Regions from separate parts of the Homo sapiens genome. Here regions 2, 3 and 4 are each linked to region 1. The links are chromatin contacts, found by Hi-C in ENCODE. All regions are on one chromosome and are shown on one strand. The core of a region is the stretch at or near the end of the contact, and the rest is flanking DNA. Distances in the headings are between cores, read along the strand shown.

Evidence for each region. A loop is a pair of places that touch in the nucleus more often than their neighbours do. Pooled maps may share reads with other maps.
Region 2: a loop to region 1 is called in a pooled map, with 8 times the contacts of the local background. The contact joins the promoter of HOTAIRM1 here to the promoter of TBX20 in region 1. A Hi-C loop is called at or near these places in 3 of 50 pooled maps.
Region 3: a pooled map shows a loop between it and region 1 (11-fold over the local background). The contact joins the promoter of EVX1 here to the promoter of TBX20 in region 1. A Hi-C loop is called at or near these places in 3 of 50 pooled maps.
Region 4: a pooled map shows a loop between it and region 1 (20-fold over the local background). The contact joins the promoter of HOXA10-AS here to the promoter of TBX20 in region 1. A Hi-C loop is called at or near these places in 4 of 50 pooled maps.

What each region holds. Positions count from the first base shown.
Region 1 is chr7:35,250,465-35,257,069 of GRCh38, forward strand. TBX20 (T-box transcription factor 20) reads right to left here and starts at 3,636. Exons shown (of 8, transcript NM_001077653.2): 1 at 3,030-3,636. The coding sequence starts at 3,156. RefSeq lists enhancers at 1-18, 2,557-3,133, 6,008-6,605.
Region 2 is chr7:27,090,254-27,097,381 of GRCh38, forward strand. HOTAIRM1 (HOXA transcript antisense RNA, myeloid-specific 1) reads left to right here and starts at 5,841. Exons shown (of 2, transcript NR_038367.1): 1 at 5,841-6,135. It overlaps HOXA1 (homeobox A1), which reads right to left and starts at 5,747. Exons shown (of 2, transcript NM_005522.5): 1 at 5,008-5,747; 2 at 2,740-4,542. The coding sequence starts at 5,659. The coding sequence ends at 4,187. RefSeq lists enhancers at 1,335-2,245, 3,834-4,334, 4,335-4,835, 5,717-6,011, 6,137-6,709 and a silencer at 6,064-6,233.
Region 3 is chr7:27,240,248-27,247,351 of GRCh38, forward strand. EVX1 (even-skipped homeobox 1) reads left to right here and starts at 2,555. Exons shown (of 3, transcript NM_001989.5): 1 at 2,555-3,210; 2 at 4,801-5,057; 3 at 5,639-7,104. The coding sequence starts at 2,784. The coding sequence ends at 6,178. It overlaps EVX1-AS (EVX1 antisense RNA), which reads right to left and starts at 6,982. Exons shown (of 4, transcript NR_120507.1): 1 at 6,714-6,982; 2 at 1,668-1,763; 3 at 1,302-1,394; 4 at 1,182-1,203. RefSeq lists enhancers at 2,173-3,050, 4,972-5,580, 5,581-6,190.
Region 4 is chr7:27,166,225-27,173,355 of GRCh38, forward strand. HOXA10-AS (HOXA10 antisense RNA) reads left to right here and starts at 2,675. Exons shown (of 3, transcript NR_046609.1): 1 at 2,675-2,769; 2 at 3,083-3,540; 3 at 5,084-5,691. All of the region lies in intron 1 of HOXA10-HOXA9 (HOXA10-HOXA9 readthrough), which reads right to left. MIR196B (microRNA 196b) reads right to left here and starts at 3,339; the gene lies at 3,256-3,339. It overlaps HOXA10 (homeobox A10), which reads right to left. Exons shown (of 2, transcript NM_018951.4): 1 at 7,125-7,131; 2 at 4,381-5,949. The coding sequence ends at 5,675. RefSeq lists enhancers at 452-1,170, 2,360-2,950, 2,951-3,541, 5,296-5,795.

The DNA.
Region 1 (6,605 bases), core at 2,386-4,885:
GGGAAATAAAAATGTAAGAGTGGAAGAAGGGAAGGGTGATGATCATGAGGGATGAAAAGCAAATATTCCTATTGTCACCCCTCCCAAATTCTAGACTTCGTAGCTCATGGAACTGATGCCAGTCCTGCCTCTTTGACAACCAGGAGAACTTTTTCTCAACGGAGACAAAGGGAGTGAAGAGATCAGCACCTTCCTCACCTGGAGAGGAACTTTCCTTCCTTCCTGGAGCCCTCTCTCCATAAGAGAAAAGGAAAGGAGGATAGGAGGGTAAAAGAAAAATGGGGAATGTGGTTTACAAAAAATCAGTTACTTCACCTCTGTGCCTGACTTTCAGTTTTCTAGGCTTTATGATGAGAGTTAGAACATTTTTATAATATTCTTCCCAGCCTGAGATCTTATGAAAGATGCTAGCATACAGCTTGCTAAATCACAGGAGCAGGTTCTGTGGGCCATTTTCAGAAGAGGCTTAGAACAATTACTTGAGGGGTGAGGTATAAAATTTTTCTTTCTCCCAGAAAGGTCCTAGAAGTGAGGACAACAACCTCAAATCCAGACCAGCAGTGTATTAAAGTGAGAAGAATGCTCTGCCATCCACCACCAGGTTGGAATACTGCTGCCTATGAACCAAACATTCTCCCCCACAGCTGATAAGGGCCTGGGACTACACCAGTCACTTTGATGGAATACAGGGAGACTTCTGTAATTGTCCCAATTATCTTCCATCCCTTAAAAAAGAAACTACTTGAATTTGCAATGTGAAGTTGATCTCTTAAGTGCCCTCAAGAAATCAAAGCCAGTTCTAAATGTATGTATGTACATGTACATGATGTGTGTGGGCATATGGGACACGCACAGATCATAAGGTGTTTTATTTCCTACACATCCGTACATGAAGAAAACAGGAAACAGAGTGGTTTTACTTTTACTTCTCATGCAATGATAATCCAACCCATGAAAATGTTTTAACTTAAGAATAATCAAATTAAATGCCATCCTGATTTTTTTCAGATTAACGAAAGGAAACCATACCATAACAAAATCTTATTTTCTACTAATATTTTCAGAAACACATTCACATAATGTCTTCGGAGGGAATTAAGAAGTAGTGTTAATGACTTTTTTTTCTGACAACTGAAAGAGGCAAACTCCCTAAGCCCCAGACTGACCAATGCATCAGGATGGGAAGTAGGAGAGGAAGAAAATGAAATAGAAATGCTTCAGCAGACTGAAGCTGTTCCTTTAAATAGACTTTGTATGTTTAAAAGGGCAATCCTGGGACACACTGGAATCCCCCTCCCCACTCTATAGTTTGCTTCAACAAAAGTCCCACATTCTCTCTTAACAGAACTTTTAGGTGTTTCTCTTGATAGAGTCCTTGGCTTGCAGTCACCTCTGTTGAACTGGCCAGTGTAAGCGACAAGAACGCCTGCTAGTTCTTTCAGAGCCCATCTCAAAAGCCAGGAGAGGGACATGCATTTTATACTAGTGCCTATATGTGTGTGTGGGCATGGGGGTAGGGTTGGAGTTGTGAGCTGGGCATGGCTTTAAAGTTCAAGATTTAGAATTTTCGATATAAGGTGGCTTTTCTCAGAAAAATAAAGAGAGAAGGAAGCAATGTTGAAATGACAGTGCAGCTGGGGCTGGCATGTTTCCCAATTTGCTGTCTACACTTCTGTCGGGAATCCTCTTTTCCTGCTATGTAACAAGCTGAGATGTTTACAAAGAATTCAGGGGCCCCTAAACAGCAATGTATAATGTTGAGAAGTCGCACAATATAACTTTGAAATTGTTAGTTATATTTTTCTAAACAATTGGATTTTGTTTGATTGATTGTCTCCATTCTTTGGCAGGTTTAGATTTAGATGGGAGGTGGGTGGGAAGAACCAGGGGAAGGGGGTGAAAACTTAGAGGACAGATTTTTTTTTTTTTTTGACATTCTGTTTTCTACAGATCTACTAGTTTCTTTTTCCTTGGTTTCAAGTAGCTACAGGAATTTTACTTCTCTCATCTTTAAGCCCAAACACCTTATTTTTGATCTCTAACACTTCCTTTTTTTCATGTTATCATTATTTTGGATGTGATATGTTAAGTGTGGGAAGGACAGAGAGAAGAAAGGAAAAATTGGGGAGGGTTAAAAAAGAAAAATTAACTTAAGTTTGCTATCTGATTTTCACATTGTAGTGATACCAGACGATCAGGCTGTGTAACAATTATTTCCTGGGGATCCACGAGGCAATGATGAGAACACTTCTTTTTCCCTCAGTTGTAAAGAGATTCTTAAATATTTATCTTGGGGTGGTTCTTTTCCATGTAATTCACTAGTGTTAAGAAGAACATAATCCCTGTTCTCCCTTTACTCCTAGCCTAGTGTCTTCTATAAATGGTAAAGGTTGTTAAACAAACAACATAACTAAAAGTAGAGGAATTTGAGAAATGGTTACTGGTTAGTGTTTTTGCCAACCTCAACTGAAAATGACGACAGTTATAAAATGATGTCTTGGTGATAAGTCTAGAGCTTCAGTGAATAAAATGGTTCGTGTAGGGAGAACTGGCTTATTCTGCTTTACAGTGGTTTCAAAGAGCTTGCTCTGTTTTGTCTATTCAAGTCAGAGGAAAACCAAAATTAAACTGGTTTCTTATGAAGTCCTTTAGCGTCTCCGTTTCAAACGCACAAGCAGGTGTTACATGCACAGTAAATCCTGTTGAGCCTTAAAAGGGGTTTTATTATTATTTTTCCATGAATGTTTTTAACCCAACAAACATACACACACACCATATGTCTGATCTGATATATGGATTCTAGACAACTTAGGAGACCGACGGGCCCAGATATAAGATGCACATTCACAGCATTCAACAGACTGAAGCCTCCAAAGAAAACTTGGACCCAAAAGAAAAAGATCTCCCACCCGCGATGTATGGCTCATGGCTTGAGCATCAGACGTTGCTGCGAGCCGCCTGCAGCCAGGGGCACAGACGGATGCGCAGCATCCCCAGTCCTCGGCGGACAGCCGGGTAGCCCAACTTACCCAGGGGTTTGATTGTGTTCTCCGTCGCCTCCTTCTCCTTAGAGCCGCCGCTCGACATGAGCGCGGCAATGGAGAAGGCGTTGGCCCGAGAGGAGAGTTGGGGCTTGGGGGACGCCGTGAACTCCATGGTCCCCAGCACGCGGTCCTGGCCAGGGACGGGGTCGTCCGAACTGCCGTCCAGATTCCCCAAGGGAGACAAAGACCCGAAACACAGCTCAAAGTTTCCGAGAGCAGTCACAGCGGGGCCAGGGACTCCAGAAGTGTCAGCTCCAACGACTCCAGAGCTGCACACTGGCCTCTATTCCCCACCGCAAAGCCCCAGAGCCGCAGAGACTTCGAAGGCAGCCGGAGAGGAGAGGGCCCACCGAGCACTACGGCGGGTGCGCACGCCCCGGGGCGCTCGGCAGGACGACAGTCTGCACAGCCCGAAGGCGGAAACGAGCATCAACTGCACAAAGTCCTGGGGTCCTGGAGCATCCCCTCCGCGTCCTTCCTCCCTCTGGGGCTGGGGACAGCCGGGATGTCCCAGGCTGAGGTGGCCACCAGCCGAGCGCGGCTGCTAGGACGCTGGCGTGGGGAGCGCGGCGCGGAACTACGGACAGTGAGCCCTGGCGCTCGCTGCCCTGCGCCTTAATTTGCTGGCGGCGGCGATCCCGGAGGCCCGCAGCCAGTCAGCGCCGTCTCACGTCACCGCTTCCTGATTCCGCCGCCGGGGGCGGGGCCGCGGGCCGGGCGCGGAGGGCGCGCCCAGGGTGCGGCGCCCGCGTGGCCTGTCGCCCCGGCTGTTCGGTACCCCAGCACAGGTTCAGGGAAAAGGGTGCCACCACTAGGCTGACGCAGCAGCCATGGACATCCCCACCTGGTCTCACAGCCCCGGGCGGGAGGGCGGTGCGCGCTGTCGGGAGAGGACACATCACCGCGGCCTAACGCCCGAGATCCGGGCATGGCCCAGTTGGGGAAGCTATGACCAGACCAGTGGAAGCCTCGGGAGTTCTCGCTTTTTCCATTCTTTTTCTTACCTGCGCTCAAAGTTCCAAAAGAAAGTAGGGAAGCGCTCAGTAGAATCCGGCGCCTCTGAGCCGGCGCCAACTGGCCAGGTCCATACTCGGGGCAGATCCCAGGGCTGGGACTCTCATTCGATGGTCCCAAATTTGATCTCTTTGACAGTGGGGCTGAGCAAATGCAGCCCTGAAAAAGATAAGCTTAGCGAGAGCTGCGGGCATTTGGCAAAGGATGCTGCTCTCAGAACCGTGGCTTCTGCTCCTCACCAGTGCGTCTCTAGCCTGGGGCTCCTATTTTCCCTAGAGGGACCCTGGAAAATGGGACGGCTGCCGAAGAGAAGGCGAAGGTCAGGGCGCGGAGCTCTACGGTAACCACGCGACGCGTAGTGGGAGAGTGCGAACCTTATGGTAGCGCCCGGACTAAGCGGACACAGACCCCTCTGGTTTTACAAAGGCGGCTGTGACGAGGACTTCCCACGGCCTTGTTGGAGGGCGTCCTGTTAGCCCTGCTCAGCCTGAATAACTCAAATTCTCCGAATTCGCAGGGTAATCCGCTTCGCTTGGAGCCGTGTAAACTCAGGCTGACATACACACTCAAGCTGTATATGTAAATATTTGTTCTCTTTTCCAGCCAGTCGGTCTGGCTATTAGAAGCCTCTTCGTGGGTCTTAAAATTAAAATAATAATAATAATTTTTAAAACTCCAACTTTTCACTGCACCACCCCCTACTCCTGAAATAAATTTGTGAGGGAAAACGGCAAGTTAAAATAGCTGTCGAAAACGTTTGTGTGAACAAAATGATGACATCTGGAAGAGTCGTGATTTCAGCCTGTCTTGGTCATCGTGTGTCAATAGTTTTTAACAAGGTGCTGGATGAAGGTGACTAAAAAATGCATTCTCATATCACTATCGAAGTTCGAAGTGTCGATTTATAAATGTTTGAGGAAATTCGTAAAACCATAGACTTTGGTGCTGGAAGGAATTTACGCTGTCTTCTAGCCGGTCTCCATGTGCGTTTGAGAGAGAAAAACAGGGCCCGACGTGGCAGAGCGCGCATCTCCCCCCAGTCCACCTCAGCGGCTAGAAGCAGACGGAAGGGCAGGACTCACACTCCGGGCCCCGACCCTCATCAGCCCCTGGCCCTGCAGCTGTGGCTGGGCTGTTAGCTGAAGAGCCAGAGTAGAGTTAACGACGGCTGGCAAGCAGAGGGCTTTCAGATTAAACCGCAGGATGCATCTGAGGATCCGTTTCTATTCTTAAATTTTTTGCTGGTTTTGGACAACCCAGACCCAATCCAGACCCCTTTTTTGGTTATTAAAGTCCCCCGCCCCAACCTGTCTCTCCCCAGACACACCTTCTCAATGTAAGTGACATTTCTTTGTATTGAGTGGAAGGCACACACTGATTCCTTTCCTATATCAAATGCTTAGGATTTGTCCAGAAAGAAAGATTTCCCTCAAGAAGTGGGGATTTTGGAAGGTCGGGGAATGTTATGGTTAGTCTAGACCTTGATATATGCTTCAACAGGGTGTGGCAAACCTTGTTAGCTGAATTTAGTTTTCAAAAACTTGCCGCAAAATTATACTTCATAAAAAAACCCTTTTGATTGTTTTTCTACACAGAGGAAAACAACTGTGTCTTTTCTTAATTACCTCAATGATTTTGACTGGAATATGAATAATATCATGAGAGGAACATTTTCAGAAAATTTGATGAAGCAAGGGAAAAACTGAATTGCCACAAATCTGTTTCCTCCTCCTTTCCAAGTGCCTACGCGGCCTTAGCCCAGCTCTGTGTCTCTTGTGTGCAGGAAACCCCGACTGCGCATCCTACTACAGGTAAAATACTATACAAGAAAAGATGAGTGATCGTTAGGAGGCAGGCGGCAAACGAGAGGTATTGAAAAGGCCACTTTAAACAAATCCGGGTGACCCGTTTGGGGATCTCTAGGCTATGCATCTTGTTGGTGTTGAAACCTCGGCAGTAAAACATATGCTGCAACATTATTATCGGGGGCACACCGTCCCTCCTCCTAGATTTATTGCCTTTGCAAATCAATATGATGCCATAAAAACGGGGAACCGGTTCTGGGCAGAGAGGTGCTGTCGAAGGATGATTCAAAGCCTTCCCAAAGCGGAGAGTGGGGAGTTCTGAGGTCCCTTCAAAACGCCACTGATAGCGCAGGTTAACAGGTAAAACCACCCGGGGGTTGGAACAAAACAAGCACGTTAACACATCTCTCTAGGCCCTTCTCAGGCTGACTGCTGGCAGCGGAAGCTGCTGAAGTCTTAATGTTAACTTTAACACACGCATTAGCCCGGAGACTTTGTGTAGGTTACTAAACCTCTCAAAGCTTCAGTTTCTTCATCTGCGTTAGAATAGGGCCAATAGTTCATTCCTACCTGGAAGATAGCTCTTTGGATTAATGCCCTAATGTGTATAAAAAGCCTAACACTCACAATAAACCCAACATAAGTAAAGCATAATACAGAATTTTAATCATATTTAATTTTGAACTGCAAATTCGCGATTGGAGAAACATGTCTCTCGGGTGCTCATATATAATGTAGATAG
Region 2 (7,128 bases), core at 4,591-7,090, 8.2 Mb before region 1:
GGGTGTTCTTGTATGTACTGAAAAAGCCATAGCGTTTCTTTTACAGCCCCATCCAATATAAAGAAAGATGTTGTTCATGCACTAATTTCAGTATTTTTAAGCACAGGAGTTGCCTGTCTCTCAAAATAAATTAAAGCCTGAAATGCCTAGAGCTTCTGCTTTAAGAATGATTATTCTTAAGGAGGAAACACAAACAGCAGTGACCATTTTTCACAGACGTGCTCAGCCATCAGGAAAGCTTAATAAATCCCTATTTAGTATGCATTTATGCAGTGATTACATGAACTTTGACCTCTGAAGAGCTGTAGCAATTAGCTTCAGTGTCTAGCATCTTCTACTCACCATTCCCCACTGGCTTCCTTGTGTCTTCCTTTTTCATCTCTCAATACTTCATGCATTAAGAAGGCGTAAAATTTAAAAGTTGACTTTCCACCTGAGGTATTTGCTTCTGCGCAAGCCAATTCTCCCTCCCCCCTTTCCCACTCAACAGCCATCTCAGATGGATATTGGGGCTCTGATTGTCAATATTACTCAAACACAAATGGATTTCAATTCAATCTTGCCCTGTACTTTCACAAAGATAAACTCTAATGGCCCAAAGAGCTTCATTTCATAGCTTGTGGCATCTGAAATAAATCAGATATCTTCTGTCAGACTAATTTAACATTTTAACAATATTTGATGTGATTTATTTAAAGTCAAATGAAACTGAATGGATTGGCAGAAAACTAGAGGAGGGGGCAGGAGAAGGGCAGCTGGAAGCTTCCAAAAAACAAAAAACAAAAAAGAAAAAAAGGAAGAAAAGAAAAGAACCAAGAGGGGAGAGGAAAGTGTTTTAAGTTTCTAGTAAACATTGTTTAGCAAAAGAATAATAGGAAAGTTGCCCCTTTTCCAAAGAGGGATGGAACTATAATTGTTGCCTTTAGTTGAGAGCTCAGATAAACTGCTGGGACTCATTCTAAAGTGACCCATCACTGCATTCATCTCTTCTTGAACTTTCGGTGAACCTGAGATTAAACAGGGGTGAGCAGCTAAGCAGTTTGTTGTTAGCAGCCTTTTCAACAACCCTTTCAGACTGAGTAAATATTGATCGGTTTGAATCTGATTGCCCCAGAGGAAAACACCACCGCATTTGAATAGCCTCCAAAAGTAAACTTTAAAAGGTGAAACCCAGAGCAGACTTCAGAGCCAAAGCAAGACCTCAACTCAGCCTAGTTTGGGAACACTCTGTATTTGGGGAGTACTGTGGATAAATGTAGAGGAAGTGAGGAAAAAAACATTGGAAAACTAGAATTTTGTATCGCAGTTATCCCAGGTGCCTAACTGAGACCCTTGTTTCCTTTGTAAATGTATCAATAAAATGTTATTTTCAGTTTTCCCACTCTGTGTTGTTTCAGTTACCATTGCTGTCATTTTTCAAGTAGCTAACTGTGCTCCTTAGAGACCAAAGCAGAGAGACCTTGAAATAGGATGTGTTAAGCGCCTTTGATTTAATCGATTGAGACAGCTAAAAAGATACAAATGTTTTCCTTGTTGAAAGGTGTATTAATGTTTCCTAAATGCATTGCTTGTTAACTGATTTATTCCATGACCTAGAGAAAGCTAGAGATGGTTAGCCATAATTTATTGTTCTCTCTTGCTGCTACATTAAAACCAGCATCTTAAAGACTGGAATCTCTGGGATTCCAGTGGATCTCGCCCTGCTTTTAGATATTGAAATGGAGTCAATGGCATGCAAATGACACTTTAACACATTAAAGTATTTGGAAGCCAGCCATCTGTTTTGCTGTGTGGCCCTACACTAATAAACAAAAGATACAGTATAAGGCCAGGCAGGAAATGAAAGAAAGGGTTGACCGTCTTTGAAGTTCTTCTCCATCCACTTGAGTCTTTTACAGGCAACCTCAGAACCCAGCAGCTGAGGGGAGGGCACCCGGTGCCCTTGATATGGCCGCAGCAACTGCACCGCAAAGTTCAGCCTTCTCTTCTTTGACAGGGAAGTGCAGGAATTCTCACAAGTGCCCTAGACGGCCTGCAAATTCCAAATTTTTGTAGGGTTTTTCTCCTCCAGCCCGTCCTTTGTAAAACACCCTTTGGGGAGGAAGGAAGTCATCTGTCTGTGTTTGTTTTCAATGCTGTAAATTTTCTGCTGTACTGTTGGGCTAAATAAAATGCCTCCAAAAATGTGTGAAAGTAAAGGAAAGCAATAAAGAGGCCTGGGAGGAGAGCCACTTTGAACTCTATCATTTGCTGGCTTCCTCTTTTGAGAGCAGATACATACCTTGGTCAGAAACAACTTGGATATTGAAAGACTTCAGGGTAGCTTCCACAAGTTCACCTGGAAGTACCTGTGGAGCCCAGAGAAGAAAATGACTTTTTTTTTCTGGGTTATGTGGCATGGAATTAGAACTGTGGATCCTTTACAGCCATGACGGCTATGAAATCAAAGCTGAGTCTGAAGGGAATAAGATGTGCAACCCAGAGATGGGGAAGAAGGGGTGAAGAGCCGCAGGAAGGGATGGATGTTGACAGGAAGAATGGGGGAAGGGATGCAAGGGTTTACTAAAAACACTCCATTTCAAGGGTGGAATATATCAGAACTCTGCCTGACAATCCAAAAAGAAGGAAGAGGAGTGGAATAAGGGCCCCATCCTCACAACAACTTTATACTGGAGCTAATTAAATGTGAATCTCTTAGCTCTTGGTTCACTGATGTGAGGAAAGACTGACTGAAGACAGTTTTGGCTTTTGAAGGGAGTTCTGTTTATATATACGTCAACATCCAGTTGGAGGTGAAAAGGTTAGCACTTGACCCAGGAAGTATCCATGTTTGTTTCAAAAATAAATCTGCTTCATAAATTTCTTCATCAGTCTTTTTTTCCATTATGAGCTTTGATTATAATAAAGGAGCTGTTATTAACTTTTATTCAAGAAAAGGCCCATCTCTTTGAAAATATTTACCACCCTTCTCCCTTTCCCCTCATGAAATGTGCCAACTTCATAGGAATTAACAAATTGTAGCCCAGCCAAATACACGGATGCTTAAGCATACCTGAAACTTGAGTATATTTATTTATTACAGACATCCTAAGACCCGTAAACTCTGCTCTGGATCATATCACTCCAGGATCTCAGAGCTGTTCATGATTGTACAGGAAATGGGGAATATCATAGGCTCACAAAGGATAACTGATAGAACTCAGTGTGGTACTTTGGGGACATCAAACATTGTGCGACATGCAAAAGACTATTCACGAATAACACAAAATATACATTCATTGTGCCATCCATCACATTAACAATTGAGCTGAAAATACATTATATCCAGCTAAGATAACTGTGGAAGGAAGAAATTGGTTTGAATAATACTTTTAGGTTCTGAATAACCCAGCACAAATTTTAAACAGAGGGTGGCCCGAGAAGAAAGGGGTAGAGATTGGGAAAGACTTAGCACAGGAAGCCGGGTTTCTGAAGTTTGTGCTCTGCAGGGCTTCTTAACTGTAAGAACAAATCAAGGCTACCCTCTGAGGCATCTGATTGGGTTTAAATGAGGGAATTTTTTCTTTCACCTATAAAATTGTACCAGTTTAGAGAGTTTGCCCACCCTGTTTTAGTAACCTAAACATTTCTAGAAAATCTGTATAAAGATAAATCTCTTAGGACAAAGTATTTACAACCAGCAAACTCACACACATGAAAATGACTTAAATTAAGGGATGAATTAATTGTGTAAACATATAGTGCATCTCTTCTTCCTGAGCTCCTGGACTCGCCTTTCGCTATATCCTACTTTCAAGGACAAGGGAGGGGAGAGCTGTACATATAGTTAGATAAAAGATGAGAAGATTCCTTCTGGCATGTTTCTGTTGGCAAAGGGAACTATTTTCCAAAAGGTCATCTGAAAGGAACAGTAGGTTCTGTGAATTCTCCTAAAAGCAGGAGGGATGTTAAGGCCCACCAGAAAATGTATGCTGGCACCCAATCTGGATGAAGGTGTTAACCCCGCACCAAGTCTCTGGTCCAGAATTATCTGCAAATATATTATCCTGGCCAGGAGCTCCCCAGATAGGATTAGAAAGGAAGAAAGAGACTGTAAATGGAAAGAAAGATAAGCTAAGCATGTGCTTTGGGTAAGAAGTCCCAGCCCAAGGAGATGCCTGGGCTGTTGTCTGGGGCTGGAGCCGCCTCAGTGGGAGGTAGTCAGAGTGTCTGAGGTAGAAGACCCCGGGGAAGGAACGCAGGGCGAAGAGCTGGACTTCTCTGAGGATTCCTCGGCCTTCTCGTCGTTTCCTGGCGGGGTGGCCGGAGAGATGGGCAAGAGACCCTCCTTCTCACGTTTCTTTTGCTTCATTCGGCGGTTCTGGAACCAGATCTTCACTTGGGTCTCGTTGAGCTGCAGGGATGCAGCGATCTCCACCCTGCGGGCGCGCGTCAGGTACTTGTTGAAGTGGAACTCCTTCTCCAGTTCCGTGAGCTGCTTGGTAGTGAAGTTGGTGCGCACCGCGTTGGGTTGACCCAGGTAGCCGTACTCTCCAACTTTCCCTGGGGCAAAGTGGGAAGCCATGAGACGGAAATGTAAAAATTTTTAAATCGACTTGAGATTCCCCACACGCTTCATGGCAACACTCAGGTAAAGAAAAGATCAAGAACTCAGCACAAATCGGGCTGTGGAGGGTGAGTGATGAGGTGTAAAGTGTTAACCTGATGTAAACCATTAGCATGGTCAGACCGGTGATTAATGGAGCCTCAAGATATTAACAGAACACTACCGTCACAATAACCACCCCCACATACTTCCTATTTCCCAAATGTATAAAATCCTTGAAAACACACCAATCCCTGAGACTTCTTTGCCCCAACACCTCTGGGCACCCTCTCCATGCACTACAACACTAGTCTGATACAAAAGCCTTTTAAAAAAAAGATCATTATTAATTTCCTTGGAAATTAAGCATACCAGCTCCTTCCAGAATAATCAAGGAGCATCCACCAACCAGCAGGACTGACCTGTTTTGGGAGGGTTTCTTTTGACTTTCATCCAGTCAAAAGTCTGCGCTGGAGAAGATGTCTCCGATGCGGGGGAGCGACAGGCTTCTTGGTGGCTGGCGTGGAGAGGGGACAAGGAGTTATTATACGTAGCCAGGGCCAGGCTCTGGTGCTCCTGTCCATATGAGTGGTGAATGTATTGAGGCGAGCCCACCGCGCCCCCAGCATAACCCTGGTGGTGGTGGTGATGCTGGACCATGGGAGATGAGAGATTTCCAGAGTAAACAGCGGGAGCGCACTGGGGGTACCCACCACTTACGTCTGCTTCCTGATTTAACGCGTAGGGGCTGTAAGGCGCACTGAAGTTCTGTGAGCCATAGCTTGGACCACAACTTGAGTGGGAGTAGGACACCCCCAGGTTCCCGGAAGTCTGGTAGGTAGCCGGCTGGGGGTGGCGATGGTGGTGGTGGTGGTGGTGGTGGGGCGAACCGATCTGCACCCCCCTGCCCACTAGGAAGCGGTCGTCGCCGCCGCAACTGTTGGCGCTGACCGCGCACGACTGGAAAGTTGTAATCCTATGGTCCGAGGGGTAGGCTCGGGCTGAGCAGGTCCCCGAGTCGCCACTGCTAAGTATGGGGTATTCCAGGAAGGAGTTCATTCTTGCATTGTCCATCTGTCACTGAGTGACCTGGTCCTGCGAAGCCCGGCGTGACTGTGCCAACTTTCTCACTTCCTCCATGGGGCCGGAGAAGAAAAATGATATGAATGTACAGTGCGCAAGAGGGGGGGCGGGAGGGCGGAGGACGCTGGAGGAGGGGCACGTGACGGTGTCAGCCAATGGCTGAGCCTCCTGCAAAAGTTTGCCGGCTTCCGCAGTGATGGATCACCGTTTTAGTGGCATTTAAATCCCCGGCGCTCCGCCGTCTAGGTGACGCGCAGTCGCCCCCCCAGGCAGCCTAGGCGGCGGCAGCTGCTGCGGCGACTGCAAAGGCCGATTTGGAGTGCTGGAGCGAAGAAGAGCAAAAGCTGCGTTCTGCGCGCGCCCGACTCCGCTGCCCGCCCCGCCAGGCCTCCGGGAGGTGGGGGCTGGGAGGCGTCCCCCGCTCCCGCCCCCTCCCCACCGTTCAATGAAAGATGAACTGGCGAGAGGTGAGAAGGGAAGAGGGCTCCCGGCTCTCTCGGGGCGGGAATCAGTGGGCCAGAGCTCGCCGGGTGGCCGCAAGTACGCCGGCCCAGCCCGCAGCGCGCCCAGCCGGAAGGCGGGGAATCCGGCTGACACCGCGCCCCGGGTTCCCAGGCCACCTCCTCTGTTCTGAGGCTGGGCTGGGAGACCGTGGGGCTGTGAGGAGCGCATAGAACCGTGGTGGAGGGCGAGGCTGGGCCACCGGCTCTTCAAGCTCGGAATGGAGGGGGAAGAGCGCAGAGGGCTGGCTGGGAGGAACTCGGGTGGGCGTGAAGGAGACGAGGGCAAGAAAAGAAACTTCCCTTCTTCCAGGAGGGTCTTCGAAACCCTCTCCCCACAGCCCCTCTCGTCATTAGCATGGCAATGAGGAGTTTCTGTAATTCGACTTGGAGGGGCGGATGAGCCCTGGAAACTCAGAGCTCGCCGGAAAAGGCCGGGGGCGGCCGGGCTCTTCTTCCCCACCTTCCCTCTCTCGTCGCTCTCCGCCCCTTTCTCTTTCCCACTCAGTTTTGCACCGGGAGCCCTCCGGGATGCGGAGCTACTCGACCGCCGGATTTTTAGGGGTAGGAGGCGGGGGAGAGAGATGACGCTGGCGGACGTGGCCAGCGCGGGGGCCGGGCGGTGCGCTGCAGGCCATCTGCCGGCGCCCTGAGACCCAGGAGCCTCCGCGCTCCCGCGTGGGCCTCACAGGGCCGGTCCACAGCTCCAACATAGTAGCTGAACTCCCTTCGTTGCGTTCCTCTTTTTCTGGAGGGGAATGTTAGAAGAGAGAGAGAGCTTCCTTTTATAACCTTCCTCATTCTGCTGCACGTCTAGAGTGGGTGTGGGGGCTGGCAGGTGGGAGGGGCGGTGGACAAATGGCTGATGGTGGACGGGACACTTTACCCCAACGACACCTCCTCCCCTTTCCAACTGGCTGTGTAGTTGCTTATGAGAACCTTCAAGTCCTTCCCTAGAGA
Region 3 (7,104 bases), core at 1,305-3,804, 8.0 Mb before region 1:
GGCAGAAGTCGGGAGAGGGCTGGGGAAGGCTTTGGGCTGAGGGGATGTGTCCCTGAAGCTTCAGATCTGGAGCCCAAGGGAGGCAACCTCCCTCTGAAAAGCCGGTCCTCAGCTCCATCCAGCCCTCTCCGCGGGATGTAAGCCCTGCTCCGTAGGGCCCGACCCAGGAAGCAGACTAAGTGGCACTCCTTGATCTCTCACTCCTACTCGGCTTTCATCTCACCCAGAAGAAAAGCGGATCAAACAGAGGATTCCCATTGAATGCAGAGCTGGGGGCGGGGTGGGGAGCCAGGAGTCCCTCTGAGGACCCAGCCCCCAGGAGATGGGGGCAGCAGGCTACTCACGAGAAGGTTAAGCGCTCAAGGAGGAAAGGAGGGTGGGCACCTCAAAGGCCCAGTGCTGGAGGGCCCTATAGAGAGTAGGCAACCTTGGAAGCTCTAAGACAGATGCCCAGGGGGCTTGCCATTGACAGGAAAGAGAGCAAGCCAGGTGCTCCCTCAGGCTGTGGCTGCTGGTAGGGAGGACAGAGAAAGATAGAATACCTGGACAGCTCTCCAAGGCAGGAAAAGGTTCTAGGATTTGACTCCCCTCACTCCCAATTGATCCTCTCACCTCTAAAACATTTCCCTGGATTTTGGGGCTAGCAGTGCTCAGCATATAGTGGCTTCAGGAGTCCCAAGGAGTAGAAATATCTATGTGGACACTACCTTCCGGATCCCGCTGCCTCCGCCCCCAGGCAAGATTAATGAACATCGTCTTAGACTGAAAGAGAAGTGGAAAGCCGGAGTGAAGAGGAAACTTTGTCTTTCTTTGGACCCCTTACTTCCTCTACCTTCCTTAACCCTATGGATAGGAAGATGGAGGAGAGAAGCAAAGAAGGAGAAGAATACAGAAAGAGAAAAAGGAGGAGAGAAAAGTAGGAGATAACAGATAAAAAGGTCACGGAAGAGGACTTACCTGTAAAAGCTGGGGCTTTGCTAGGGACACAGAAAGGAGGGAGGTGCTGGGCTGCCCTTTGCAGCTGGCTGCCTAGGGCTAGAAGCTCTTCGGGAGGAGGCGGAGAAAGGGGGGTTGAGCATAGAAGGTGCCCACCTCCTGCTCTCAGCAATGTGGGGATAGACTCAGCCCACCCACCTGGCCCCAGCACACTTGCTTGGAGCTCAAAAAGGGTCAGTTTGAAGGAGTTTTATACCAGCTTCTTCCCTGGGAGAGGAGCCAAGAGAGGCCTATGGCAGCTTCCAGATATTAAGTTCCACAACCCCTGCCCCCACCTCCAGCCCTTCATCAGAGTCCCTACTTACTTGCTGTTTTAGGGCATTTTCAGCGACTTCACTCTCTTCTACCTCAAACGCCATCCACTTTTGGAGACAGGTACCACTGCCCCTAGGCAGGGACTTGGGAGAGGACCTTATGAGTCAAACCTCTATGAACCCCAACCTTTTTGTACTCGGGGAGGCTGAACCCCTGCCCAAAATAGCGCGGTGAAAGCTACTGCCTTCTCCCAAGTAGGGGCCTCCAGTACTGCCACAGCAGGGGCCGCATTCCTGGCGCCTCTTCATTCGAAAAACCTCTTTCCAGGAGACTTCGCTGATTCTGAACGAATACTTTAAAATATGGGCAAGGGAAAAAAAAAGACAACTCTTAGAAACTCTCCCCACCCAACATACCTGGAGTGCAGGCGAGGTCCAGGCAAACGGGAAAGCGACTTCTTGTACGAATAGCCATCTCAAGATGAAGCCAGGCTGTGGAAAACTTAAGGCCATCTAGATGGGAAGGAGGTATTTAAAAGAAATCAGCACACACTCTTACAGAAGCCAAGGCGGGTCTTTAAATTAAAAAATAATAATAAGGTATTTATTTCTTGCCCCTTAGGGAAGAAAAATAGCAAAGTTTGGTTCGCAGGAGTAAGGAGACAGAGGTGGGTAGGGAGAGGGAGGAGAAAAGAGGAAAAGATGGCCCAGCCTCAAGCTCTCCAGTCAACTTGGGGCGGGGGAATACATTTTTCCGTAGCTTGTAAAAAGACTTTTCAGCCAGTTTGAGGTTAGCTGCCAGGGGCAGACAGTTGTAATAATGCCGACAGAATTGAGGCTTGTAAGCCGGGCTTCACACTTCTAAAATGCAGTTATGGATTCTTTCATCGGTGTTAGATCAAGGCACCAAGTTAAGAAAACAAAAGTCAAAACAACAATAAAAGAAAAAATCAAAAGCTTATTTAATTACCGAGTCCCGCTGCCCCTGCGGAACTCGCCGCGCGCGTTAAGCTCTCTTTTCTTTCTGCGGAATTCCATTTGCATCCCCTCTGCCTGGGTGTCTCCCTCTCTCAGTGTGTGTGTCTCTCTGTCTGTTTTCACACTCTCCTCCCCAATCGAGCGAGGCCCACACCTGGCGCATCACTGCCGAGCCATTAGCTGCGGGTTTCCTTTCATCTTCGCTGTGGCAGACGTTTCTATTTATCCACTTGCGCTCGCCGAGTGGCGTCACCAGCGGTACTGTAATGACGATTGCAGCAGGAGGATGACAGCTTAGAAAGAAGAGGGCAATGGGGCTTCCTCCCAGAGGCGGTGCGGCACAGAGGAGCGCTCGCTTCACAAGGTGACCCTAGCTCCCACCGCCACCGCCGCGGTCGCGGTCCAGACCGCGCTCCAGCAGCTCCGCGCCCTCCCAGGCACCCGGCCTTTCTTTCTCCCTCTTGCAACCAAGATCCGTCCGGCCGCTGGAGACCCAGGGAGCCGGGGTTAGGAACTCACTTGGGGCTTTCCCCTCCCCCACCGGAGAGCCCCGGGATGGAGAGCCGAAAGGACATGGTTGTGTTTCTGGATGGGGGTCAGCTTGGCACTCTGGTTGGCAAGAGAGTCTCAAATTTGTCCGAAGCCGTGGGCAGCCCGCTGCCGGAGCCGCCCGAGAAAATGGTGCCCCGTGGTTGCCTGAGCCCTCGGGCCGTCCCTCCGGCCACCCGGGAGCGCGGCGGGGGAGGCCCGGAGGAGGAGCCGGTAGATGGACTCGCAGGCAGCGCGGCGGGGCCGGGCGCCGAGCCCCAGGTAGCTGGGGCGGCCATGCTCGGCCCAGGACCCCCGGCCCCCTCAGTCGACAGCCTCTCCGGACAGGGGCAACCCAGTAGCTCGGACACCGAGTCGGATTTCTATGAAGAAATCGAGGTGAGCTGCACCCCGGACTGCGCCACCGGGAACGCCGAGTACCAGCACAGCAAAGGTAGCCACCGTGCCCCTCCGCTCCCCGGGCCTCCCACTGCGCCCACCCTTCACTTCGGCGCAGGCCAGGAGGAAGACACTCCCTTCCCCTAGGGCAGGATGGCTGGGGGGACCCACCTGAGCAACTCTCTCTGCTATCTGCGTTCTGGCGGGGGTCTCCTACTGTGTTCTGGCATTGGCGGGACTGAGGGTGACAGCAGTGCCTTGAGTGCGGGGTGCTGAGGGGGCGGATGCAAGTCCTGGACTTGGGGGATTCGAAGCTCACCCCAAGCACCCAGTGTTTCAACTGCTCGGGGAATGCTTCAATTGCTCGGGGAAGACACTTTCCCCAGGCGAGGGCAAGATCAAACGCCGATCCGGGCAGTTTGTGGCTGGCAGGGTGTAAGAGGCATGGAGGCGCGGAAGCCAGGAGTCCATAAAGGACCGTAAAATTGCGGCCCACTTGGGCAGCCCGGGTGCTGCAGCCCTCCGACCAGTTTGCACGTCGGTCAGAGGTCCAAATTACCTTGTCACTTCCCGGGCTTCGCGGCGCCAGGTCGGAAATGGTCCCAATGGTCTAATTGCCTTTGGTCTCCGGTTGCATTTGAAAAGGCAGAGATCGGGTCCTCCCCCCTTCCCCTTTCCTTCCTAGTCCCACTTCTCCACCCAAAGGAAAAGGAGCTGCAGGGGGCTGGAGCCCCACCCTTCTCAGAGGTAGGCCCAAAGGGGGGCTGGTTTAACTGGAGAACCCCTCCCCACCAAAGGCTAATGGGAAAGGGGTGGATAGCCCGGAAGGGAGTTTCCCTCTGTGCCAACAATCACCTCCCCAGAAGGGGGTAGAAAACTGGGCGCGGGTTGGTGGGGGGGAGGAGAGGGGAGCCCACCAGCAGACACTCCTCCACAGAACTGTAGGAGTGGGTGGAAAGAGCCTGGGGGCGGGGGGGAGAAAGACCACCCCCTGGTCTTGGCAGCCAACGCCTTGTTGAATACCTGCACCTACCCCTTACTATCTTATCACCGATTTCACCCAGCCTCCTTCCCATAACCCTCAGAACAACCTGGACTCCACTCACATATACTAAGGTAATAAATAAGATACTCAACATGCATTCTCACTCCAGCCCTGCAATACACGGAACCTAGTACACATTCCCACACCTGTTCTGGCAGCCCGTCACACATAAGAGCAAGGAAACTCTCTGAATGCCCAGCATACTACAATGCACTTGACCCAGAGTTTACAACCCTCTAGCACAAAGGTGCATCTCAACTCATGTGCCTGTCAGAAGTGCACGCCCTGCCAACGGGAGGCAGAAATCTCACCTATGCTCCAGGGCAGGTGGGAAGGGCGGCTGGGAACCCCTGTACCCAGGATGCCTTAGAGGAAGGGAAGGCCTCCCCAAAGACCTCTACCTACCCAATCAAGGGCAGGCCCTTATTTTCCCTTCTTGGGTTCCCCAGAGGCCGCAGTACCCTAGCAGAAACAGTTACTGAGGTGGCTGACAGGGTGTCCCTTCCCAAATCACCCTCCCACCTTAGGCCTACAGCCCCACTTCAATGGCGTTTGTGTGTCTGTGTCTGTACACGCCTGTGCTCTGGACTCGCTGTGCAGGGTCCGGCTCCGAGGCGCTGGTCGGCAGTCCGAACGGAGGGAGCGAGACCCCCAAGAGCAACGGCGGCAGTGGTGGGGGCGGCTCGCAAGGCACCCTGGCGTGCAGCGCCAGTGACCAGATGCGTCGTTACCGCACCGCCTTCACCCGAGAGCAGATTGCGCGGCTGGAGAAGGAATTCTACCGGGAGAACTACGTATCCAGGCCGCGGAGATGTGAGCTGGCGGCCGCCCTAAACCTGCCGGAAACCACCATCAAGGTATGCGGGGTCCAGGCTGGGGAGGCGGGTGTGCACCTATTTAGCGGGAAGTAAATGCCAACTGCCAACTCCCTGAAACGCAGGCCAGGAATCTGGGCCTGGGGTCTCCCTGCCCGGCGCGTGCAGATTGACCCTCGTGACAGCTCCTAGGCAGGCATTGCTGCCATGTGGCTGACTCTGTCCCTTTCCTGGTTAAATAGACAAGGGGTGGGCGTGGGGGAAGGGGATAGAGTGCCTGTGCGGGTGACAAGGAAGTTTCTGGGGACACGCTCTCTGCGGCCGCAGACCAATTGAGTCCATGTCCTTTCACTGCTCCTCCCATACACACACTGGCCTCTGGCACCCCGGGGGCCTGGCCACCTGGGCAGAAGGAAGGAGGGAGCGGGCTGGAGTCACTCCCCAAACCTCTCTCGGAGGGATTCCAGCTCCAGGTGGTGGTGGTGGGGTCGGTCTCTACCCGGCTGGTGTCTGCTTTGGCTGTTCCTGCCCTGCGAACACTGTCCCCGGAGCGGGACCAGACTACTGGCCTCTGAGCATCGGGCCAAGTCCAGCTACTGAACCTGCTCCGCTCCTCTCCCCAGGTGTGGTTCCAGAACCGGCGCATGAAGGACAAGCGGCAGCGCCTGGCCATGACGTGGCCGCACCCGGCGGACCCCGCCTTCTACACTTACATGATGAGCCATGCGGCGGCCGCGGGCGGCCTGCCCTACCCCTTCCCATCGCACCTGCCCCTGCCCTACTACTCGCCGGTGGGCCTGGGCGCCGCATCCGCCGCCTCCGCCGCCGCCTCGCCCTTCAGCGGCTCGCTGCGCCCGCTCGACACGTTCCGCGTGCTGTCGCAGCCCTACCCGCGGCCCGAACTGCTGTGCGCCTTCCGCCACCCGCCGCTCTACCCCGGGCCCGCGCACGGACTGGGCGCCTCTGCCGGCGGCCCCTGCTCCTGCCTCGCCTGTCACAGCGGCCCGGCCAACGGGCTGGCGCCCCGGGCTGCCGCCGCCTCGGACTTCACCTGTGCCTCCACCTCCCGCTCGGACTCCTTCCTCACCTTCGCGCCCTCGGTGCTCAGCAAGGCCTCCTCCGTCGCGCTGGACCAGAGGGAGGAGGTGCCCCTCACTAGATAAGGGGCCGCCGGCTGGCTGCCGGCTCCATGACGCCCGTGGGGTCACCCCCCGGCCCCGGGACTCAGCCAGCCTCGCTCCTCGCTCCTCGCTCCTCGCCCCTAGGACGCCAAGGGGGAAAGGAGAGGGCGGAAAAGGACCAGCGGGATCCGGCCGCAAGAATTGGAAAGCCTAGGAAGTGGCGGTGGCTGGCGCGTTTGGGGAGCAGGAGTGGGGATAGGGAAGCAGAGCTTGAGAGACCTTCCTCCGGGGCAGCCTCCGGACCCACCGCCCCCCACCAGGGTCGAGGCTGTAGCTCCAAAGCTAAACAAAACTTAGCAGCAACAGCAACCAATATCCAGTCCCTCGGCCCCTCGGCCCCTCACCCTCCACCTCACACTCCCTTCTCACCGGGCCCCCTCTCCCCAGCCAAGGCCCAAGCACTGGAAAGGGAAATTGCTGTCTCTCTGAACAAAATGCTGTGTATGCAGAGCAGGTAGAGATTAATCTTTGCCAGCTTTTCCAAGGCATGACAAGGGGCTGGTGGATGGCAACATACCAGTCATTTGGAGGAGAGAGTGAGAGATGATTTACTACCAGGGAGAATCCAGCCCCTTGGCATGGGACCTGGAGCCTCGACTACACAGCATCTTCTGGGTCTGGCGTCTGCCAGCACCTGATCTCTTTCCTCATTCCCAGCTTTGTGACACTTCTCAACTTGCGGCTCCATCTCTCCCTGCCCCCACTTTTTTGTTGGCCAGGGAGGCTGCAGATGCCCCAGGAGCCCTTTGCCGCTTCTATGAGGCCAAGCCTTTTTTCCCTGGGCCCAGCACACACCCTGATTAGCAAGTGATGTGTGCGAGGAGGGTTTGTGAATGTTGAATGTGTAATAATGATCACCATGGAGCTGGCCACTGACCCCAGAGCTGAGCTGTTAACAAGGCGCCCAG
Region 4 (7,131 bases), core at 1,425-3,924, 8.1 Mb before region 1:
GATCCGTCCCAAACGGAGCCGCCGCCGGCCCTACCAGGGCACTCCAGGCAGGGACCGGCCGCTCAGGGAGTACCGCGGGTGTAGGTCCCCACAGCTACCCGCCTGGAGCGAGGGGCGCCCGGGCAACCCTTAAATTCGCCTTTGCTACGAGGACCCCACGGAGGAGCTGGCCAGGAGGGAGCGGCCAGCCGCCACCAGGGCGAAGGTTTTGAGGGCCTGGTTGGTTGTGCGGCGCGCTCGGTCCCCGGCCCTCGACCCCACGCACACGCGCGCCCAGCCCGCCTTTCTCATCAGCTGGCAATCAGGATTCCCAGGCGCAGGCGGCTGGCGACCCAGCCCTGTGCTCCAGCCTCAGAGGCTCTAACCATGAGCGCTGCAAGCCTGGTTGCGCTCCGTGAATCCCAGCTGGGGAAAAAACTACAAGTGGCATGAATGGAAGGCAAGTTCGGTTTGGGAAAAGGCAGCCTCGCCTAAGAGACCCCGCAGCTCCGGAACCTGGGAGGCCCGCACCGATGTGGCCTGTCCCGGGGCCGCGTGAGCCTTTCAGGGCTCCTTCCTCCCTTTCCAGCTGCTACTCCGGGCCTCGCCTTGGTTACCTACGGGGCCCGGAGACTCGGCGGAGAGGTACAAGGCCCAAAGAGAGGCAGCCACAGCTCAAGGCCAGGGCTGGAAATTAGAACGGGGAGGGGTAAAAGGGCATCGACTCCAGTCCCATTCCTGGGCCTGGCCACGTTGGGGAAGTTTATTTCTCACCCGTTGGGGGTAAATTAAAAGGTCGCCGCCACTCCGTTAATTGGAAGGAAACTCCCCCTGCCCCCAATTCCTAACAGAAAGCAGCGACTCCTAGAACAGGGGTAATCAAATTCACGTGTGGATACTGTGCCTGCAACAGTGTGTTTTTCATTAGCCCACTTCCCTGGCGGCGAGGCTGGCGGCCTCGGGCGCTTCCATCTCTCTCTCTCTCTTTTGCCTTCATCCTCACCAGCAGTTCCAGTAATCCCCCCCTCAAACACCCTGACACACTTCCGGCTGGGACTCCCAAATACCAGCGAGGCTGCCAAGCCGCGCGGATACCGACTGGGTGCCCCTTCCTGCACCCGCGCCTGGAAGAGGGAAGTGGCCGACACAATGAACTCCGAAATGGCCCCGTCCTGTCCGCCTCATCTCCCTCCCCCTAATATTTTCCTTGCCCCATAAATTCCTCTAGGTCATGCCCACCCCCACCACAGTCCACCGTGTCCTAAATACCCCGCAGTCCGCCAGGCCTCTGAGATTTTCATTTAAAAAATTAACCCTGGAGGAAACCCTGGCTCCCAATTTTAAGTGTCTGCAAATGGGCTGGGCATGTCTGGATGCCTTTTCCACGTTTTATGCCTGAGAAGACACTGATTATTTCAGTATTTTTTAAGTAAAAAAGCTGTTCCTTTAAACAGCCTTAGCCCCAAAATAAGAGAGTTACTGAACAATTAGCAGGCGTTGAGTGTTAAGCAGATGTTACTGGTGCCTAGAAAGCGGAGAAAAATCAGAAAACCAAATATTGTCTTCCTTCAGCCCAAAGGTTTGGAGCCAGAATAGTCTGACTTTTTTGTCTGCTTTTATTTTCGAAGTGAAAGAGATTGCGTATGCATAAAGAAATAATAAATGAGTATAATTTAAAGCGGCCCCTTCTCGACTGAGATTTCTGAAACTGTGATCTCTGAAATAAATCCAATGCCCTGGTCCAGAAAATGGCAGGGAGGAGTTGAAGGGAATGGGGTGTGTGGTCCTTTCAGACAGCAGGTCGGTGGCTGTGCAACGAAAGAGTTCCTGGGCCTCCAGTCCAGGCAGGGAAAGGAAACAGCTTTGTGGGCACGAATCTGTAACTGTGTGTGTTGGGAGTAGGGAGAGATAGTTTGTTTTCTGTTTTCTGTAGGGAAAATGGTCAGACTGGCTCCCATCTGTAGACTACAATTTGGAACGATGACTCAAGTTTATATCAATGGCTCTGGAATTTGGGATTCTTTTTGCCCATTTAAAACATACTGGCTCTTGGAAGGGTCCCCTTCTCCAGCACCCAGCTGCACAAAGGTGCTGTATGGAACATATTTTGTACCTAATGGAAGCCACTAGTAAGCAAGCAGTCAAGCTTTGCCCTAGCCAGTCTCCCTCAATGCGGTCAAACCCCAAGCTGTGACCGGCAGGCCGGGAAGAGCCAGCTAAGAGCTTCCCAGCGAATGGCCAGGCTCCAGCGAGGCTGGTTGGGCCTCAGCTCCAGTCCCCAGTGAGGCTGGCGAAGGCCTCCCTGCCCTCGATATGGGCACACAAAGCTGCAGCGAATGTCCCCTAATCAGATCTCCTAGTCAGCCGTTAGCGACAGGCGAAGAAACGCAAGGCTGCCGCCATCCGGTCGTGATCATAACCGAGGCCTTGTCTGCAGAGTAACACACCAGGCCCAAACCCACCGCCCTCGGCAGCCGCCCCACGCGGGCCCTTCCTCGGCAGACTTCCCAACCTCTACTTGAGCCGCAGAGGAAAGTGAGACCCCCTAGGCTCTCCTGAAGCCAGCTCTGGGCCCCTCCCCAAGGATGCTTTGGGAAGGAGATAAGGAGGTGAGATAGAATCTGGCAGAGACGGAAGATGAAAAAAAGACCAACGGAAGAAAAGAAAGCAGGAAGGAGCAAAGGAAAGAAGAAAAAAAGAAAGAAGAGATAAAAGAGGAAGGGAAGACAGGGAAAAGAAGGAAGAAAAGAGAGGCGACTCCTAGCAGCGGCCGAGCTTACAGAGAGAAGGGTAAGTGACAAGGCCAGGATCCCAGCCTGCCCTATCCTTCCTAGTCCAGCCTGAGTCTCCACTGGAAGGAGGTTCTTTCCTGAGCTCACACCCGGGACTGGTGTGTGTGTGTGTGTGTGTGTGTGTGTGTGTGTGTGTGTTCCAGCCTTACAAGAGAATGGCAGGAGGTCCCTGGGCAGGCGCAGGCCTCCAGTGGGAGGCTCAGGATGGAAGCGGGCGCCCCTGACCTTGAATGGCCCAAAGCCCAGAATTCCTACCACGCCCCCGGCGTCCGCGAAGGAGCAGCCAACCTAACCCTACCTGCTGTGACCAGGTGGAGGTGTGTGGTGGAAGGGGAAAGCCGGCCGGCTGGCAAAGCGCTGCGGAGAAAGACACGAGGCTCCTGAGCAGGGAAAGCCGAGGTTGCCACCGCAGGCCTGGCACGACCAGGGCCGTGATGCCCCGCCCGGCCCGACCCCCGCGCGCAGAGGTACCTGGAGACGATTTCAACTGAAGTAATGAAGGCAGTGTCGTGCTGTCGAGAGAAAGGTGGATCCCAACAACAGGAAACTACCTAAATCACCGACCAGTTCTGGTGCTGCCCGCGAAGGGCTGCCTCGCCCGCCGCCGCCGCCGCCTCCGCCGCTGCCGCCGCCGCCAAGGAGAGAACCCTGCCATCGCGCCTGGCCCGGCCCAGCCCAGCCCCTAGGCAACCTGCGCCCGCCAGTGCAACAGAGTGCCCCAGGCGGCCGCAAATGCGTCAAGGAAGGGGAAGCCACAGGCCCCAGTAAGGTATTCCTGGGAGGGAGAGGGAGGAAAAGAGAGGGAGGAAAGGCAGGGAGAGAGGAATAAAGGCGGGGAGCAGGCGAGACGAGAGCAGCTCCGAGAAGCAGTGTGCGCGCCGCTTTCCCAAATCTTGCAGCCCAGCGAGCCGGCGCCAAGAGGCGGTAGCCGTGGAAGGCTCGAAAGCGCCAGGGACGGTACAGATCCCGGCTCCCTGTCTGGCCCCGGCCTCCCGCCTCTCGCTCTCCCCCTCTCCCTCCTAGCTGCCCGCCCGCCGGGGCGCGCGCTCCTGCGCCCCCTCCCCTTAGCCCCCGCCCCCCCCACTCTGGCAAGCAGGAAACGCGTGGCCCTAAGGAGTGCCGCCAGGTGGGGGAGGCCGTACTGGGGGAGGGGGAGGCCCCCATGCAGTCCAGCCCGGGTCCACCTAACCGCTGCCTCCAGCGGCTAGAGATGCGCTGTGGGCCAGGCCTGCTCCCCGATTCAGATTGAGGGTCATCTGTGACCCAGACACCCGCAAAATAACCGGCCTCTGCAAGCCTCCCTGGGGCTCCCGAAAGAAATCCTGTTTGGCTTCCTCTGTCTATGTAGCTCCCCTCTCAACTGAAATCACTGGTCCAAGACAGCCACAATCCAGATATACTAGCAAGCCATAAAACTGAACAAAAGCCGACAAACCTTACGGCACCAGGGCTATAGGGCCCAGACAAATTACGACCGTCTAGGTAATATTTAAATAGATGCCTAAAGTAATTGCAGGGGCTCGGGTTAGTCCTCCTGTTGTAAAAGTGGTGAACGGGATAAAGTGGAAGGTGAAGATAAGAAGTCAAAAAAGAGGTAAAATTAAAAAGCTTCATTCCACAGCTTTTATTCTATAAGAACATAAACATCGTCTTTTTCCACGCACAGCAGCAATACAATATTAATTTATTCTGATTTAAGATTAGAAGTAAATAGAGCTAGAACTAACATTTATAATAACGATAGAATGCATTTGCTTAAAACAAGATTGGCAATTCTTCATAATAATAGACATTTATACAGATTTGTATTTATAGTTTTTTTCTTTTTCTGCATCTACAGGTTTGACCCTTTTATGCATGTAACTTCACAGTATAAAGGAAATCCAAACAATGTCTCCCTTCTCTAGTTTATTCCGCTTACCCCAGTCCTCCTAGGCTTCTGTGAATTTCAGAAAGCAAAAACAAACAAAAAAAAAACTTTTTGTTCAAGGCGATTTAAAAAAACAACTTCACAAGATAGGGAGAATTGTGGTGTGCTTGTCACATGTTACCAGTGGTAACAATTTTAATGACAAAAAAATCCACTAATTCCAAATGCATAAACAAAACTACATTATTTATCTACAGCCAGAAGGATATGGAAATTTAGAGGTAAATGAAACATTTTAGTCAGGCAATGTAAGACCTTACAGAAACTGGAAGAGAAGTCCCCTTCTCTTGGTAATTCTTTTTTTTTCTTTTTAAAGCTGGGATATCTTACAGAGGAAGGAAAAATTAACCTTTTTTACTTTCTTTCTCACTTTTTAAATCAGCCAAAGTCAAGCCCGTTTGCCAACCTGCATGTCCATGCCTGTAAGCCCTTCTCTTGGCCAAGGAAGAAAGGAAGAAAGAAAAAAGAAACCCAGGGGCCTGTATCCCCTGATTAAACACAGCACAGCACTCCAGGCAGACATGCCCGGTGGCGGCTCCTTTGCACCATTGACCTCAGGCCAGACACCTCAGCGCCAACAATGGGACCTCGGCCTTCCGGCTAGGTTTGCCCCAGGCTGGGCAGGAAACCAGCTCGGCCGAAGACAGGGGCCATTTCGAGCAGTGGGACCCCAAGACAGCAAACCCAGCCCAGTCAGGACTTGACACTTAGGACAATATCTATCTCTATAGAATTTTAGCATGATATGGCTTTTTCCCCCAGAAAACAACAAATAAACCAGCACCAAGCAAACACAAAGAAACAAAAAGTCAGAACAAACCAGCCCTGCACAGATGTAACGGCCCAGGAGATGGCGAGTGTGGGAGGGAGGAACAGGGCTCCAGCACAGGTGCGAGTTCCTGGGCAGAGCCTGAAGACAGAGGGAGGGGACCAGCGCTCGGGAAGTGAAAAAACCGCGTCGCCTGGAGATTCATCAGGAAAAATTAAAGTTGGCTGTGAGCTCCCGGATCCGGTTTTCTCGATTCATTTTCTTCAGTTTCATCCTGCGGTTCTGAAACCAGATTTTCACTTGTCTGTCCGTGAGGTGGACGCTGCGGCTAATCTCTAGGCGCCGCTCTCGAGTAAGGTACATATTGAACAGAAACTCCTTCTCCAGCTCCAGTGTCTGGTGCTTCGTGTAGGGGCAGCGCTTCTTCCGACCACTCTTTGCCGTGAGCCAGTTGGCTGCGTTTTCACCTTTGGAATTGCCTGGCATGTAAGAGAATAAAGAGGGGATGATTAAGTCGAGGCCACACGGGCTGCCCGCGGGGGTGAATTGCCTCCGTTTCTCCCATAAGAGAGATGTCCCAAGTCACAGAGAAGAGAGTCGTGCCCCCGTTTTTGGCTTGCTGAGAGCAAGCAGTTCCTCCAAAAGTCATGACAAAAATTGAGTGGGCCTTCAATCTACATGACCCTTCCAATTTACATTTCCCCCACTTTTCCAAACACCTGTTTTAGCGCTAAGCCGTAGATGCTTGCAGAAGGAAAGGCCTGGGAGGGCAGGCTGTACATCTTGAACTTAACGCTTTTCTTTGCCTCTTGCCATATGGCAGACAAGCATTTCCTGTAGCCCCCAGGCTAGGAGCGCGGGGTGCTTACTTGGAAGATGGGCCAGGCAGCTTGGCTGTCTCACCCCAGGGCCCTGATTGCCCAAGACTCGATAAGGGGAGAAAGAAGGGCATCATTGGTCCAATGGGGAAGGCAGGAAAAACCGATTCGGGGGTCAAGGGCCCTCCCTCAAGTTTCTCCAGGAGCCAGGGATAGATAGCTGGGCGATTCCGAGGTCCAGGGGAAGGGAAATGGCCCTTCTCTGGCTCTCAGCTCAGGGCCCCCCGCTTCCAGGCCGGATTTGCCTTTTCTTCTTCCCGCAACGAAGATTCCCGCCCCTCAGCAACTTTGAAAAAAGCATGGGGGATCGTAAACTCGAACTTCGCCGGTTAATGGGCTTATTTATTGGCGCTGGCGGCTGCTTATTTTGGATGCCTTACAAACATCCGCGCTATCTGCGGGCGAGCTACTTTCCCTCCCTCCCCCTCCCCCCGCGTGGGCCGCGCCGCGCAGGCTGGGCAGGGACCAGGGCTCTGGGTCCTCCCGGCCACAGGAAAGAGCGCACAGGAGGGGGCCTGCTCGCTGGTGTCCTCGTCCCTAGTCAGGGGGAGCTGAGGCCAGCGCCGAGGACGTCTTGCTGTGGGGCGCTAAGCCGGACATGAATTTTACTGCGTCCCCACGCCCAAATATTAAAAAGCAAGTTCACAAGGTCAGCCTGCCTGCAGCTTGGGCCAAGGCCGGCCGGCTGCTGCGCGGGCTCCTAGTTTTCTGATCCTTCTCCTCCTTGTGTCTGCCTGTCTGCCCGCCTGACTGCAGCCCTCTGCAGCCCTGCTTACCCAGGGA